2 separate regions of the Homo sapiens genome follow, and region 2 is linked to region 1. Evidence: chromatin contacts called from ENCODE Hi-C or POLR2A ChIA-PET data. All regions are on one chromosome and are shown on one strand. Each heading gives the region's core, a stretch centred on a gene start or an enhancer-like site at or near the end of the contact. The rest is flanking DNA. Distances are from core to core; before and after follow the strand shown.

What was found. A loop is a pair of places that touch in the nucleus more often than their neighbours do. ChIA-PET counts read pairs that join two places held with the same protein, here RNA polymerase II (POLR2A). Pooled maps may share reads with other maps.
Region 2: a loop to region 1 is called in a pooled map, with 2.2 times the contacts of the local background. The contact joins the enhancer-like site here to the promoter of RAB19 in region 1. A Hi-C loop is called at or near these places in 5 of 168 maps with a recorded cell type or tissue (K562, breast epithelium, endothelial cell of umbilical vein and 1 more) and 7 of 50 pooled maps. POLR2A ChIA-PET finds 5 or more read pairs at or near these places in 11 of 52 experiments (AG04450, B cell, CD4-positive, alpha-beta T cell and 8 more).

The regions. Positions count from the first base shown.
Region 1 is chr7:140,401,383-140,408,842 of GRCh38, reverse strand. RAB19 (RAB19, member RAS oncogene family) reads right to left here and starts at 4,785. Exons shown (of 4, transcript NM_001008749.3): 1 at 4,626-4,785; 2 at 996-1,219. The coding sequence starts at 1,196. LOC124901759 (a long non-coding RNA gene) reads left to right here and starts at 4,375. Exons shown (of 2, transcript XR_007060561.1): 1 at 4,375-4,658; 2 at 6,021-7,260. RefSeq lists enhancers at 4,211-4,710, 4,711-5,212.
Region 2 is chr7:140,451,071-140,458,530 of GRCh38, reverse strand. MKRN1 (makorin ring finger protein 1) reads left to right here. Exons shown (of 8, transcript NM_013446.4): 5 at 1,665-1,879; 6 at 2,631-2,741; 7 at 3,298-3,436; 8 at 3,802-5,498. The coding sequence ends at 4,014. Among named protein-coding and RNA genes, the nearest start is that of MKRN1, 25 kb to the left of the region's middle. RefSeq lists an enhancer at 1,221-2,074. Within about 2 kb of position 2,595, at least 2 of the 41 ENCODE cell types and tissues checked have a DNase peak (open chromatin) inside an H3K27ac peak, as active enhancers do.

The DNA of each region.
Region 1 (7,460 bases), core at 3,536-6,035:
AGGCTGGAGTGAGCTGTGATTGTGCCACTGCACTTCAGCCTGAGTGACAGAGCAAGACCCTGTCTCAGGCTGGGTGTGGTGGTTCACATCTGTAATCCCAGCACTTTGGGAGGTAGAGGTGGGCGGATCACTTGAGGTCAGGAGTTCGAGACCAGTCTGGCCAACATAGTGAAACCCTATCTCTACTAAAAATACAAAACTTAGCCCGGTGTGGTGGTGTGCACCTGTAAATCCAGCTACTTGGAATGCTGAGGCATGAGAATTGCTTGAGCCCAGGAGGCAGAGATTGCAGTGAGCTGAAACTGTGCTCCTGCACTCCAGCCTGGGTGATGGAGTGAGACTCTGCCTCAAGAAAACAAAAACAAAAACAAAAAGCCCTGTCTACACTCCCCCACCCCCCCAAAAAAGCAAATTTGACCTTTATATAGTTAGAGAAATGTATAAATTTGACCTTCACAGTTAGATTCAGCAGTATTTTCCTTATTGGCTTCTGGGTTCGTGTCTCATTTAAAGCCTGATTTTCCCATTCCATGATGAGAAAATAAATACTCCCATGTTTTCTTCCACTATTTGTATGATTTCATGTTTTGTACTGAAATCTTTTATTGCTCAGACATGTGCTTTGTTGTTGGGAATTCTGGCTAAAAAAGGTGGAACTGGCCAGGCGCGGTGGCTCACACCTGTAACCCAGCACTCTGGGAGGCCGAGGTGGGTGGATCATGAGGTCAGGAGATAGAAACCATCCTGGTAACACCATGAAACCCCATCTCTACTAAAAATACATAAAAAAAAAAAAAATTTGCCGGGCGTGGTGGCGGGCGCCTGTAGTTCCTGTTACTTGGGAGGCTGAGGCTGGAGGCTGAGGCAGGAGAATGGCATGAACCCGGGAGGCGGAGCTTGCAGTGAGCCGAGATCGCGCGAGACTCCGTCTCAAGGAAAAAAAAAAAAAAAAAAAAAAAAAAGGTGGAACCAGTCCCGTCCCGGTGCCCTCTGACCTTCACTTTTTTGCCGTCAATATCAAGGGAACGCACGGTAAAGTCCACTCCAATCGTGTTCTGCTGTGTCTCAGTGTAGACTCCAGACTTGAAATGCTGCACCACACACGTCTTCCCCACATTGGAATCCCCAATGAGGATAATCTTGAACAAATAGTCAAAGTTCTCATCTGCTGCCCTGGCTGAGCTGGAGAAGTGCATGGTTCTTGCCACCTAGAACAGAACTAGGAAGAAAGGATGGAATTCAGCACCAGGAACTGGGGATCCAGTACAAGACAAGACGAAGGGAGGTCATTACCTTCACAGTGCTACATCCTTGTGAGAGGACGATGCTAATGATGCTAGTCGGGCACAGAGGAGTTGTCCCCATAAGCTGACATCTGCCCTACGTGTGTTGATCTTACTTTAGGGGTGCTCTTGGAATAAAGAGGTTCTACTGCCATTCTCTGGTGGGTCCAGTGGACGGTCAACACCATCAGATAAAAGCAGTGATATATCCTAGGCCTGGAGACGAGGTGCCACATGCTCCATCAGAGTGCCCGGAGAGCAGGAGAATGGCAGAGGAAATGCCCACAGCAGTGACTCACCTGCCATTGGAGGTCCCACTAGTGTCAATTTCACCTGGGGAGAAAGATTCCCAACTGCTGTAAGACTGACCATCCAGGCCGTGCACGATGGCTCATGCCTGTAATCCCAGCTCTTCGGAAGGCCAAGGTGGGTGGATCACCTGAGGTTGGGAGTTTGAGACCAGCCTGACCAACGTGGAGAAACCCCATCTCTACTAAAAATACAAAGTTAGCTGGGTGTGGTGGCGCATGCCTATAATCTCAGCTATTCGGGAGGCTGAGGCCAGAGAATCACTTGAATCCGGGAGGCGGAAGTTGCAGTGATCCGAGATCATGCCTTTGCACTCCAGCCTGGGCAACAAGAGCGAAACTCCACCTCAAAAAAAAAACACCCAAAAAACAAAAAACTACTGACCATCCAGGTAGCTAGCAACGAGGACTGATAAGAGGTGATTGGTAAGTCAGCTTGGGGAAGAGTGACATGACCTTTTTGTTCTGTTTGGAGCCTAATTTTTTTGACCAGGAAATTAGGATTTTGAGAATATTCAAAATTAAAACCATGGCTATAATGTTATGGCATATTTTACCAAAGGCTGGTTATGGCATATTTTACCAAAGGTTTTTTTTTTTCTTTTTTTTTTGAGACAAAGAGTCTCGCTGTGTCGCCCAGGCTGGAGTGCAATGGCATGATCTCAGCTCACTGCAACCTCTGCCTTCCAGTTCAAACGATTCTCCTGCCTCAGCCTCCCGAGTAGCTGGGACTATAGACCTGCACTACCACACCCAGGTAATTTTTGTATTTTTAGTAGAGACGGGGTTTCACCATGTTGGTCAGGCTGGTCTCGAATGCCTGACCTCAAGTGATTTACCTGCCTCAGTCTCCCAAAGTGCTGGGATTACAGGCCTGAGCCATCACGCGCCGCCAGAAAATTAAGGTTTCTAATGACAGTGTTTCACAAACTAACTGATTATCAGAATTATCTGAGAGTATCATTGAAAAATATATATTTCCTTTTTTTTTTTTTTTTTTTTTGAGACAGAGTTTCACTCTTCTTGCCCAGGCTGGAATGCAATGGTGTGGTCTTGGCTCACTGCACTGCAACCTCCGCCTCCTGGGTTCAAGCGATTCTCTTGCCTCAGCCTCCCAAGTAGCTGGGATTACAGGTGCCTGCCACCACGCCTGGCTAATTTTTGTATTTTTAGTCGATACAGGGTTTTGCCATGTTGGCCAGGCTGGTTAGGAACTCTTGACCTCAGGTGATCTGCCCGCCTTGACCTCCCAAAGTGTTGGGATTACAGGCATGAGCCACCATGCCCGGCTGGAAAATAAAGGTTTTTAATGACAGTGTTTCACAAACTAACTGATTATCAGAATTATCTGGGAATATCATTGAAAAAATATATTTTTGGAGCTCATCCCAGACTTGCTAAACATATTTTACCTTGTTCTTTTAAAAATTATTTCTTAGTATTCTTTTTTTTTTTTTTTTTTTGAGACAGAGTCTCGCTCTGTCACCGAGGCTGGAGTGCAGTGGTATGATCTCAAAACTGCACTGGGCCAGGTTTTGTGTTTTGTGTTTTTAACTTTAAAATATGTTTAGTGCGCCAGGCCGCAGTCGCTCATGCCTGTAATCCTAGCACTTTGGCAGGCCGAGGCAGAAGGATCACTTGACGCCAGGAGGTTGAAAGTAGTCTAGGCAATATAATGAGAGCCCTGCGCCCCCCCTCCCCGCCCATCTCTATTAAAATAATAAGAAATAGGCCAGGGGCAGTGGCTCACACCTGTAATCCAAGCAATTTGGGAGGCTGAGGCAGGCGGATCACTTGAGGTCAGGAGTTCAAGATCAGCTTGGCCAACATGGTGAAACCCCATCTCTACTAAAAATACAAAAAATTAGCCGGGCGTGGTGGCATGCACCTGTAATCCCAGCTACTTGGGAGGCTAAGGCAGGAGAATGGCTTGAACCCAGAGGGCAGAGGTTGCAGTGAGCCGAGATCGCACCATTGCAGTCCAGCCTGGGCAACAAGAGCGAAACTCCGTTTCAAAAAACAAACAAACAAACAAACAAAAACACAAAACCAAAAACCTCTGTCTCTCTTCCCTCCCCTCCCCTCCCCTCTTGCTCTGTCTCTTCCCCAGGTGATTCTGATGATGAGCCAGGTTTGGAAAACACCAATCGACCAAGTCACCTACCTGAAACTTACTCCCACCATCAGCATCCCTGGCTTAAATGTCCACCTATGCTTAAATATCTCTGATCACAAGGAACTGACTACCTCCTGAAAAATTTCCATTTTGCACTGGGCAGCTCTCACTTCTGTGGGATTGACACCTCCCTCCATGAGGTTTCCATCTGTCTAGCTCCGTGCTATCCTTACTCTGCCAAGACACATCACATTCCTGTTCCACATGACAGCCCATCAGATATTTGAAGCAGCAAGAATATTCCCCCAAGGAGAATATCCCCATCCTCTTTAACTGTTCTTCCTGAGAGTGTGTTCGGACTCCTCATCCAATTGCTCTAAAAGTAACTGAAACCTGATCCCACTTAATGATTACATTTGATGTGCTGCAAATTGCCCCTGCCTTGTGACATCCTTCTTCACCTCTCCGTTTTACTTTGGTTTTCTCTAAAGTCATAGACAAGGACACTCTGTCTCATCACACAAGGTAAAATGCACTCAAATGTCCAATCTGCATGCAAAAACCCAGGGCTTTAAGGCGATGAAGAAGGATCCCATACCTCTCTTGGACCTCTCTGAAATCACATATGGGTAGATGATCCAGCAGACAACAGACACAATCAAACCACTTTTTTCCTGTCTGACTTTTCAACTAAAGACAGCCATTCCACTTCCGGTGTCTTGGTCTTATCACTGTAACTTGAGCTGAGACTTTACTTCCATGTCTCCCCCCACCCTCAGGAGTCCTCAGGGTTTCCACTAAAGCCCCCTTTCATTGAGCCTACAAGCCTTGCTGGGAGGCACAGGCAGCGTCCACCCCGATGATGTCCTCCCGCCGGCATCCCGCAGCCTTCGCCTTCCTGGTTCACCTGTCGCTTACCTGTCTCGCTCTCTCACCTCTGCTGGTCAGCAGGTAATGTTTTCGCTTTCTTCTGGGTTTGCTTTTCAGCCCCCCAGTGCCCCCTTCTTCCTCCTGCCTCGCTGCTTGGTGGGAAGTGTAGTTCTGGCCCCAGGTGTCGGGTTTGGCGTCCTGAGAAAGTGAAAGGAAAGTGCAATCCCTCCCACCTGCCCTGAGTCCGGAGCTGCCTCAGGGTACAAAGCGCCAGGTGAGGGCGGCCAGCACAGGGCAGGGCGCAGAGCCGGCTTTCTCACCAGCCTTCGCCGGCCTAGCGGAAAGCCCTCACAGGAAGGAACAGCCAGTGAATTAAACCAGTGCTGGCCCATACGACACTGCCCCTGCTCCTTTCTTCTACTTTACCTTGTCTTGTGGGCTTTTGCGTCCTTTGCTCTCAATTTGTCCTGGTGTCCCTTGTTAGGAAACAATTTCAGAATGTATCTCATGTAGTAACAGCGACTGTTTTGCAAAATGTTTGGGTCAGTTGTACATGTGCATATTGTACTGGGTGATGTAAAAAAAAAATTTTTTTTTTTTTTTTGGAGACAAGGTCTCACTCTGTCACCCAGGCTGAAGTGCAGTGGCACCATTCATGGCTCACTGCAGCCTCAACCTCCCGGGCTCAAGCAATCCACCTGCCTCAGCCTCCTGAATATCTGGGACTACAGCTGGCCTGAGGGTTGTTAGTTGAGATAACACCAACTAAAGGAGGATATAGATCTTAAGTAATTTATTTTATTATATATACATATTTTTTAGAGACAGGGTCTTGCTCTATGGCTCAGGCTGGAGTGCAGAGGCATAATTATGGCTCACTGCAGCCACAACATCCCAGGCTCAAGGAAGCCTCCCACTTCAGCCTCCCAAGTAGCTGGGACTACAGTCATACACCACCATGCCCCACTATTTATTGTTTTTAGAGCTGGGATCTCCCTATGTTGCCCATGGTGGTTTGACACTCCTGGGTTTGGCCAGGCATGGTGGCTCATGCCTGTGATCCCAGCACTTTGGGAGGCTGAGGTGGGCAGATCACCTGAGGTCAGGAGTTCGAGACCAGCCTGGCCAACATGGCAAAACCCCATCTCTACTAAAAATACAAAAATTACCCGGGTCTGGTGGTGAGCCTATAATCCCAGCTACTCTGGCAGGAGAATCGCTTGAGCCTGCGAGGTGGAGGTTGCAGTGAGCCAAGGTCGCGCCACTGCACTCCAGCCTGGGTGACAGAGTGAGACTCCGTCTCAAAAAAAAAAAGAAAAAAAGAGAAGAAACTCCTGGGCTCAAGTGATCCTCCTGCCTTGGCTTCCCGAAGTGCTGGGATTACAAGGCATGAAACCACCGTACCTGGCCAGATTGTAAGTAATTTAAGTCTTTGTTTTGTAGATCTGAATATCTCTTTGTGAGGAGTCAGAGAAAGGAGATGATGCAAAGAGAAGGAAGCAAAAACAAAACTAAAAGAACTTTGAAGGTATATGAGAAGAAAAAGCTGAAAAGAAAATGTCTGCCTCACTCCCTCAAAAATTCTACCATAGAGCAAAGGTTGACGTCCAGAAAACCTCAAGTTTATCAGTCCCAGATGCTGGCAGTAGAAGCATAAAGCTGAGGTGAATTTTCCTTACTATTTTTTCCCCAGAGTCTAGAACAGTAACTGCCTCCCAATGTCTATCACAGGGACCAGATTTTCTCCACTACATAGGATGTGATATGTAGGCAGTTAAATGGCATTATAGACACAATAAGCAAAATTGAAACAGAGACACCCTGTTGGATAAAATATTTACATCGGTGTCCTGTTTCCAAACTGTGGGCTGAGACCTATAAATGAGTCATGAAATCAACCTTTGTGGGTTGCAACCAGCATTTTCACAAGAAGGGATTAAGAAACAACTTCAGAATGTATCTTGTGTAGTAACAGTGACTACTGTTTTGCAAAATGTTTGGGTCAGTTGTACACATGCATATTTTACAGGGTGATGTAAAAAAAAAATGTTTTTTTTGAGACAGGGTCTCACTTTGTCTCCCAGGCTGAAGTGCAGTGGCACCGTCATGGCTCACTGCGGCCTCAACCTCCTGGGCTCAAGCAATCTTCCTGCCTTAGCCTCCTGTATATCTGGGACTACAGGTGTGCACCATCATGCCCAGCTATTTATTTCATTTTTTTGTAGAGCCAGGGCCTCACTTTGTTACCCAGACTGGTCTCGAACTCCTGGGATCAAGCAATCCTCCCACATCAGCCTCCCAAGGTGCTGGGATAACAGGCGTGGGCCACCGTGCCTGGCCTGAAATGTCTTTTTAACTGTAGGCTGGGGTCCGCAACGTTTGAGAAGCACTGAAATACAGGGCAATTTATTCACTGTCCAAGAACATTACTTCTATGATGTCTTCAGATAAATTTGAAAATATTTGTCTTACCCAAAATTCCAGTTACATATCCATTTTCAGGATACTCTCTTCTGAGTGAGATAAACTCAACACTGGCAGGTATAGCAAGAAAACAAAAGACTCTGCCAAATATTGCTGCAGGGTGAGAACCACCAGCACAATGTGGAAATCCAGTGTAGGTAAAGATTCGCCCCAAATGTGTGATCAGGAAATAAAACCTGTTAGGTGTCAGTGTCATGAAGTTCAGTGTCCAAATGTTGTCTTTCTTCTGGTAATGGTTACTTTTTTTTTTTTTTTCCTGAGATAAGGTTTAGCTTTTGTCACTCAGGCTCGAGTGCAATGGTGCGATCTTGGCTCACTGCAACCTCCACCTCCCGGGTTCAAGCGATTCTCCTGCCTCAGCCTCCCGAGTAGTTGGGATTACAGGCACCCGCCACCACG
Region 2 (7,460 bases), core at 1,346-3,845, 52 kb before region 1:
ACCCATTAGCAGTCACTCTTTATTCCAGCCTTCCTCCAGCTCCTGGCAATAACGAATCTGCTTTGTCTCTGGATTGGCCTATTGTGGACATTTCATGTAAATGGAATCCTGTAATGTGGTCCTTTGTGATTGACTTCACTTCTTTCACTTAACATAGTGTTTTCAAGGTTCTTTGTGTGGTTGCGTGTAGCCGTTCTTAGTTTTGATGGCTGAATTATTGTCTTTGTATGGCTAGACCACATTTGTTTTTCCATTCATGAGTTGATGGACACTTAGATCATTTCCAGTTTTTGGCTATTATGAATAAGGCTGCTAGGAACATTTGTATATAGGTTTTTCTGTGAAGATATGTTTTCCGTTACCTAGGAGTGGAATTGCTGGGTTACATAGGAACTCTGCTTTACGTTTTGATGAACTGCCATACTTTTCCACAGTGGCTGCAGGATTTTACATTTCCAGCAGCAGTGTATGGGAGCCAGGGTAGGTTCAGAAGACATTGTGTTAGAAACTTTAACTTTATTGGAGCAAAGTTTGCTTCTAATCATTTCCATCTCTTTTAAATTTCCATCTTTTTAAATGTGGTTTTAGGGTGTGAGGCATGTTATAAGGTAGACATAATTTGATCCCTATCTTCAGCGTACTTTTGTGAATTTAGGCAGGATAAATCTCTATACGTTATATCTATATATTGAGGTAGTAGAACCTACCTCTGAATATATGTATATATGTTTTTTCTTTTAAAGGTTTAGGAAAAGACATGTTTAGTGATGATGTGAGATTATGGATGACATTGCTCTTCTGCAGTGTTATTTTTTTTATTTTTATTTTTTTTTGAGACAGAGTCTTGCTTTGTCCCCCAGGCTGGAGTGTAGCAGTGCAGTCTCGGCTCACTGCAGCCTCTGCCTCCCGAATAGCTGGGACTACAGGCATGCACCACCACGCCTGCCTCAGTTTTGTATTTTTAGTAGAGATGGGGTTTCGCCATGTTGACCAGGCTGGTCTCGAACTCCAGGCCTCATGTGATCCACCCAACCTTGGCCTTCCAAAGTGCTGGGAGTTTTCTGCATTTTTATGTTTCCTATAATCATGTTTTTTATAAGTTAAAATATGATGTCCACACAAAAATTGGTACATGAATGTTCTTGGCAGCATTATTTATAATAGCCCCAAAGTGGGCTAATCTAACCTAACCTAAGTGTGCATCAGTCTATCAAGCTGAGTAGTTGAAAAATCTCGATGAAGTTGTTTTTCTTTAAAGGCATAAGAGAGTTTACGTGCCTGTCACCCTTATTTTCCGACAGGTTTTAACTAGGGTCTTAACCTCATGTAGAAACCAGAAATAACAAACAGTATGGAAAACCGTCTTTAATGTAGTTGAGCTCCAGGTTTGGGGTAGAGAAAATTGGGTAATTTTTCAGTTCCCGAAGTTGAGTCCTCATAGTTTGATTTTCTAGTATTGTTAAGTACCACCGCAAAAACAAACAAACAAAAAAAAAACACCACACCTGTGTTTACTTGTCAGCAAAGCTAATTTTCGTGTCAGCTTGGGAACATTGTTTTTTCAGTTGACTATTTGATTCTTTGACTGTGAATCATTAACTGTTGCTCAAGTTTTTCAGGGTTCAATGACTGGATTCCACTTGTTCTCTCTCCACCTTCTCTAGTCGTGCATTGAGGCCCATGAGAAGGACATGGAGCTCTCATTTGCCGTGCAGCGCAGCAAGGACATGGTGTGTGGGATCTGCATGGAGGTGGTCTATGAGAAAGCCAACCCCAGTGAGCGCCGCTTCGGGATCCTCTCCAACTGCAACCACACCTACTGTCTCAAGTGCATTCGCAAGTGGAGGAGTGCTAAGCAATTTGAGAGCAAGATCATAAAGTGAGACTCCTCCCCAGTCTTCATTTGTGCTTTCTCTTTTGGGGAAGAATTTAGTAACTTGTGCCAACTTTCAACCAGATGGACCGCATTTAAATGCATGCATTTTATCTTGAAACTGGGATATTCTAATGGGGATTTCTTCTTTGTATTTCAGCTAGCTTCTAGGTTAGTTGGTCTATCTACTTTTATTTGAATGAGGAAACCCTGTGTATCAGTTAGAATCTTCGTGCTTTTTCTGAGGAGATTGTGTTTAATGGATTATTAGCCAGTTTAGGCTCAGTGAACAAACTGATCTAGCTCTGAATGTATGTTTCCTGACGTTTTACATTTCCACTTTCCTATTCCATTCATTAAGCTAGCCAACAATCCACCATCCTTTAAAGATTGTTCTCATAACTGAACAAAAACCACATAATCTAAACAGAGCAAAGCTACAAGAAATAAATTTATTTAAACGAAAGAAAAAGGAGTCTGTGTGAAATGTCTTCTTTTGTTTTTGTTTTTTACCTAAGTTATATTTTTCAAAAAAAAAAAAAAAGAACTGGCTAGCCCTTGAGTTGGATTTATAAAGGAGGTTGCCTTGCTTGAAAGAAATGGTCAGTTGTGTGACAGTATGTGGAACCCTTTCAGGAAATGCCCACGTGCCTTTCAGTTAAGTCTTTAAGTCTGGAGGCGACACACCAGGGTGTGTCCTTGAAGAGTGGGCCTGTAAAAGGGGAATTTGCATTGCAGCCTGTTCATTGTTTCCCAGGTCCTGCCCAGAATGCCGGATCACATCTAACTTTGTCATTCCAAGTGAGTACTGGGTGGAGGAGAAAGAAGAGAAGCAGAAACTCATTCTGAAATACAAGGAGGCAATGAGGTATGAGCACTGCAGCCTTTTCTCAAGCGAAGAGCCCAACAGAGCTTGGGTTCACTTTGAAAAGAATGGTGCTGCATTATACACTCCTACCTCCTTCCTACCCTTCTTTGACTTCCCAGGACAGTTTATTTTGTCACCCTGATAACATCCAGTATATATCTTGCTATAACACAGTCCTTGGGGTCCATGCCAAGGGACTGTGTTATAAAGAGGTCTCTACTGTTGACAAGTAAGGCCCCATGAGTGGGGTTCTACCTTATTCTGAATCCGTGTCATAGCTGTCCTATGTTCTCATGTGTTGGCTTTCTAGAAGATTTTCTCTCTATGGCATCTGCTTGTACTAGAGCTATTAACCAGCATAGACTTGAACAGAGTTACCGGTTTCTAGTTAGTGTTTCTTGCATTGGCACACACATGTTTATAAGAACACATCTTGGGGAGGGCTGTAAGCTGACATACTGGTTCTATCCCTACCTGTTTAAAGAAACCCCGGATGATAGTCAAATACAGACCTGAAATCCACTGTGAATAAGGGTTGCGATATTTTCCTTTCCAGCAACAAGGCGTGCAGGTATTTTGATGAAGGACGTGGGAGCTGCCCATTTGGAGGGAACTGTTTTTACAAGCATGCGTACCCTGATGGCCGTAGAGAGGAGCCACAGAGACAGAAAGTGGGAACATCAAGCAGATACCGGGTAACTCTCACTGTTTTTTTAAAGGAGGGGAAATTCCAAGGTATCAGTTGAGTCCTGCACATATTGGGGTAGGGGAAGGAGAAGGTTAACGCTCAGGTCTGGGAGCGAAAGTGTAGAGTATTAAAGGAGGAAACAAACCTCAGAAAACTGGGAGGGATAGGAAAGGAAGAAAAAATGTGTGTTAAAGCTCTAGCCTAAACGATTTCCATGAAGTAACCAGAGGGGAGGAAGTGGTAAATGGAAACCCTAACTAAGAAGTCTGGTTCGTCATGCCCTCTGGTGTGCTGGACGTTTTGCCTTATAAACAACAGGATAGAAGATACTGCTCGACAGTGCCATCCCTATCATGGCCTTGTTTTTTACAGGCCCAACGAAGGAACCACTTCTGGGAACTCATTGAGGAAAGAGAGAACAGCAACCCCTTTGACAACGATGAAGAAGAGGTTGTCACCTTTGAGCTGGGCGAGATGTTGCTTATGCTTTTGGCTGCAGGTGGGGACGACGAACTAACAGACTCTGAAGATGAGTGGGACTTGTTTCATGATGAGCTGGAAGATTTTTATGACTTGGATCTATAGCAACCTTGCGTGGCGTGTGAACTGGTCTGCTGACCTCAGACAGCAGCTGTCCCCTGTGGTGGTGTGGCAGTGCCTGTGTTCTCTCCTAGGCAGGCCTCTCAACTCCAGGTGCTGTCCTAAGAATTTTTACCCAGGGCCTGTCTTCTCAACCCCTCACCTTTCCCTGAGGAGTGTGTTGTTTTCCCTGTTGAAAAAAGTTACAAAAATAAATCTTAAAGTTAGTTTTTTGTAACACGAATTTAACTGTCAGACAGTTAGTGTAGGTGTGTTGCGTCATCTGTTTTCAACCAGATTGCATTTATGGACTTTTCACACACTCATTTTGAGGACCCCAGGTTCAAAAGTAAAAGCAGTGGCCCTGCTTTGGGGTCCAAGAATAGGAGTGATGGGTGAAGGGACCTAAGCTGGCCAATAGCCCTCTGCCCCAGACATGGGATGTGGATCCTTGAGGTTTCTGGTGAAATCTGCACATCTGTGTTTTTATATCTGTTCCCTACCCTGTAATCCCTACCACGTGCACTTGTTCTGTGGTTTTGGTCTCTTGTTTAATTGCACACAAGTAATACTACTGGGTAACCAGAATCAGGTGTGAATGTGTTGAGATTTTTTACTGTTTTGCATGATAGGAAAATTGAGAAAGAATACGTATAAAAGATAGAGAGGCATAACATCAATGCAGAGTTGGAAGTTGGCTCCCAAGGGCTGACATGGTGTGAGTGTGTGGGTGTGTGATAAGCTTCTCATCCCTGCATAGATGCAGTATTCTTAGCCTTAGTAGAAAAACCTGGTTTAGTGGTTTAAGCCTTGTGTGGCAGATAGATCTTAAAGGGCAAAGCAGTATATTGGTAGTTGTCAATATAGCAGTGCTAGCTCTGTCTATATAAATAGAGAAATGGGGTTAGCCATAGAGGTTAAAACTACCTGGTTATCCCATATAATAACACAAACTGGGTCTTGGATACACAGTTGTATTTAATGTTTTACGATCTAGCCTTTCCAGTACAGGCACTTTCTGAGAAACCTTTGTCCTCACTTGAGGCATTTTGTTGTCGGGTTTTTGTGTTTGTTTTTGTGGGTATTTGCCTCATTCCACCCCTGAGCTTTCAGGTAGACAGACGTGATTCAAAACTCTGTTCTAAGGTGTTTATTGTAGTGGAGTAATGGGTTTGCAGTGATAAGTCATACTTTTCCACCGAAAGGGAGGGCTTGGGAATCCCTGAGATTAGCTAAAGTTAAGTTGTTGGAAGAATTCCTTGATTGGAAATTGTACCTTTGTGTTTTGTTGCTCTGTTTCCTGAAAATAACTCGGGGATGCTCCTGGTTTGTCCATCTACTGCTTTGATTCCTTGGATCCCACCCATTCTTTCACTTTAAGAAAAAACAAATAATTGTTGCAGAGGTCTCTGTATTTTGCAGCTGCCCTTTTGTAAGAAGCACTTTTCCCAAATAAAACAATTAAAAAAAAAGTTGGCTGTTCTGTGTAATGAGCTGTTTTTGAAATGTGCCGATGTCAAAGAATAATGATGTTTTTCTTTCACTGACTCTTCGATCGGTCCCTTGTCGGATATTCGGGAGGATAGGTACTTTGAGAAATGTGTGTGAGAGAGAAAGGGAAACCTTAACTAGCCGGGGTCATCAAACAATCCTATACTTGAAAATGTTCAAGACTAACGCTGGGCCACCTGTTGAGCAAAAGGCACTGGCAGTTTTCTGCTACCATGCACTTGCGGTTGAACTTGCTTCATGCCCTTAGATAACGGGGGAAGGTCATAATATAATTGTATTTTGAAAGCTTATTGTTCTGCATAATTATTTCGTGAATTTTTAAGGAGTTTTCATTATTGTGAATTTTTTGTGAGTAAGAACCATTCTGCTACTCCCATGGAAGACCTTCAGGTGACCTTTTTTCCACACTTGTAAAAATAACTGCTCCTCGATTTTAGTATTTATGTTAAGAATTTATGGCTGGGTGCGGTGGCTCACGCCTGTAATCCCAGCACTTTGGGATTACAGAGGCAGGAAAATCACTTGAACGTGGGAGGTGGAAGTTGCAGTGAGCTGAGATCATGCCATTGCACTCCAGCCTGGGCAATAGAGTGAAAAAAATAAAGAATTTGTGCTATGGGGGCCGGGCACGGTGGCTCACGCCTGTAATCCCAGCACTTTGGGAGGCCGAGGCGGGCGGATCACGAGGTCAGGAGATCGAGACCATCCTGGCTAACATGGTGAAACCCTGTCTCTACCAAAAATACAAAAAATTAGCTGGGCATGGTGGCGGGCCCCTGCAGTCCCAGCTACTCGGGAGGCTGAGGCAGGAGAGTGGCGTGAGCCAAGATCTCGCCACTGCACTCTAGCCTGGGCGAAAGAGCAAGACTCCAACTCAAAAAATGCTATCGGAAAATGTTTAAACATCTAGGAATCATTTCTGAGTGGGCTTATACTGTGGTCATGATAACAACTGGGGATCCACTGAGTAGTCTGGTCTGTTTCTGTAAGCTTGTAGCCCAGCAGCTAACTCCCAGGGGAGTTAAGTCCACCCTCAGGTGTACCAGTCAGGCTATGCTGGGGACATGCAGAGGGATGGGGAAGAGCCTGAGAATGGGTTGGGAGTGCTGGAGCTAGGAGGTGGAGAGAGCCTTGAGCAATTCTGGAAAGTAGGAAGAAGCATCGTTTGCATATCTGAATCTGCAACAGGGAGAGGGGGATAGCAAGGTCCAGGGAGTGGCAGTTGGTCACTTCTGGGATGGAGAGAAGTGTATGTTTAGAGCAACTCTTTTGTATCTTGGAAAAGGCAGTGGAAGCTTCTGTACTAGTCCGAGTAGTCTGTAATGTGGATTGCTACCCTCAATGGCTGCATTGAGAGCGAGTTCTCTTCTTTCCCCAAGTGTTAATTGCCTGTTGCAAAAGAAGCTGAGGTGTAAACATTGATGGGTGGAACGTCTCACCTTCTCATTTGCACAAAACTACAATTTCAGCCTCTTCCCTGCCACTGTACACAATAAGTGATTTCACATCATGCCAGTGATTTGGGGGAGAGAAGGGGCTTGATATTAATAAAGGTAGTTGATAAAGGAGGAGAAAGAGGCTTGATATTGATAAAGGTAGATATTGAAATGGTAGTCATAGTACTGGCAACAGATTTCCAACCCTGCTTTGTGGCTTCGTGGTTCAATTGCAAGGCCCAGCTGACTTACCTAGGCTGAAATGTGAGAAGTGTCATTGCCAGATGAAAGTTTAAGATCCCATACGTGATCCTCTTTCCAGGCAATTGGTAAATTTTGCAAAGTGGCTGTTCTACCAGCCTGGGTCACCATGCTGGTACACTTAGTTAACCCATGAGGGACATGGAATATGAGCAACCCATAAACCTTTGGGGTGAGAAGCCACTGAGCCAAACAGCCTGCCCTGTCTTGAAATCTTGTTTAAGCTGTCATTTTATAAGGAAA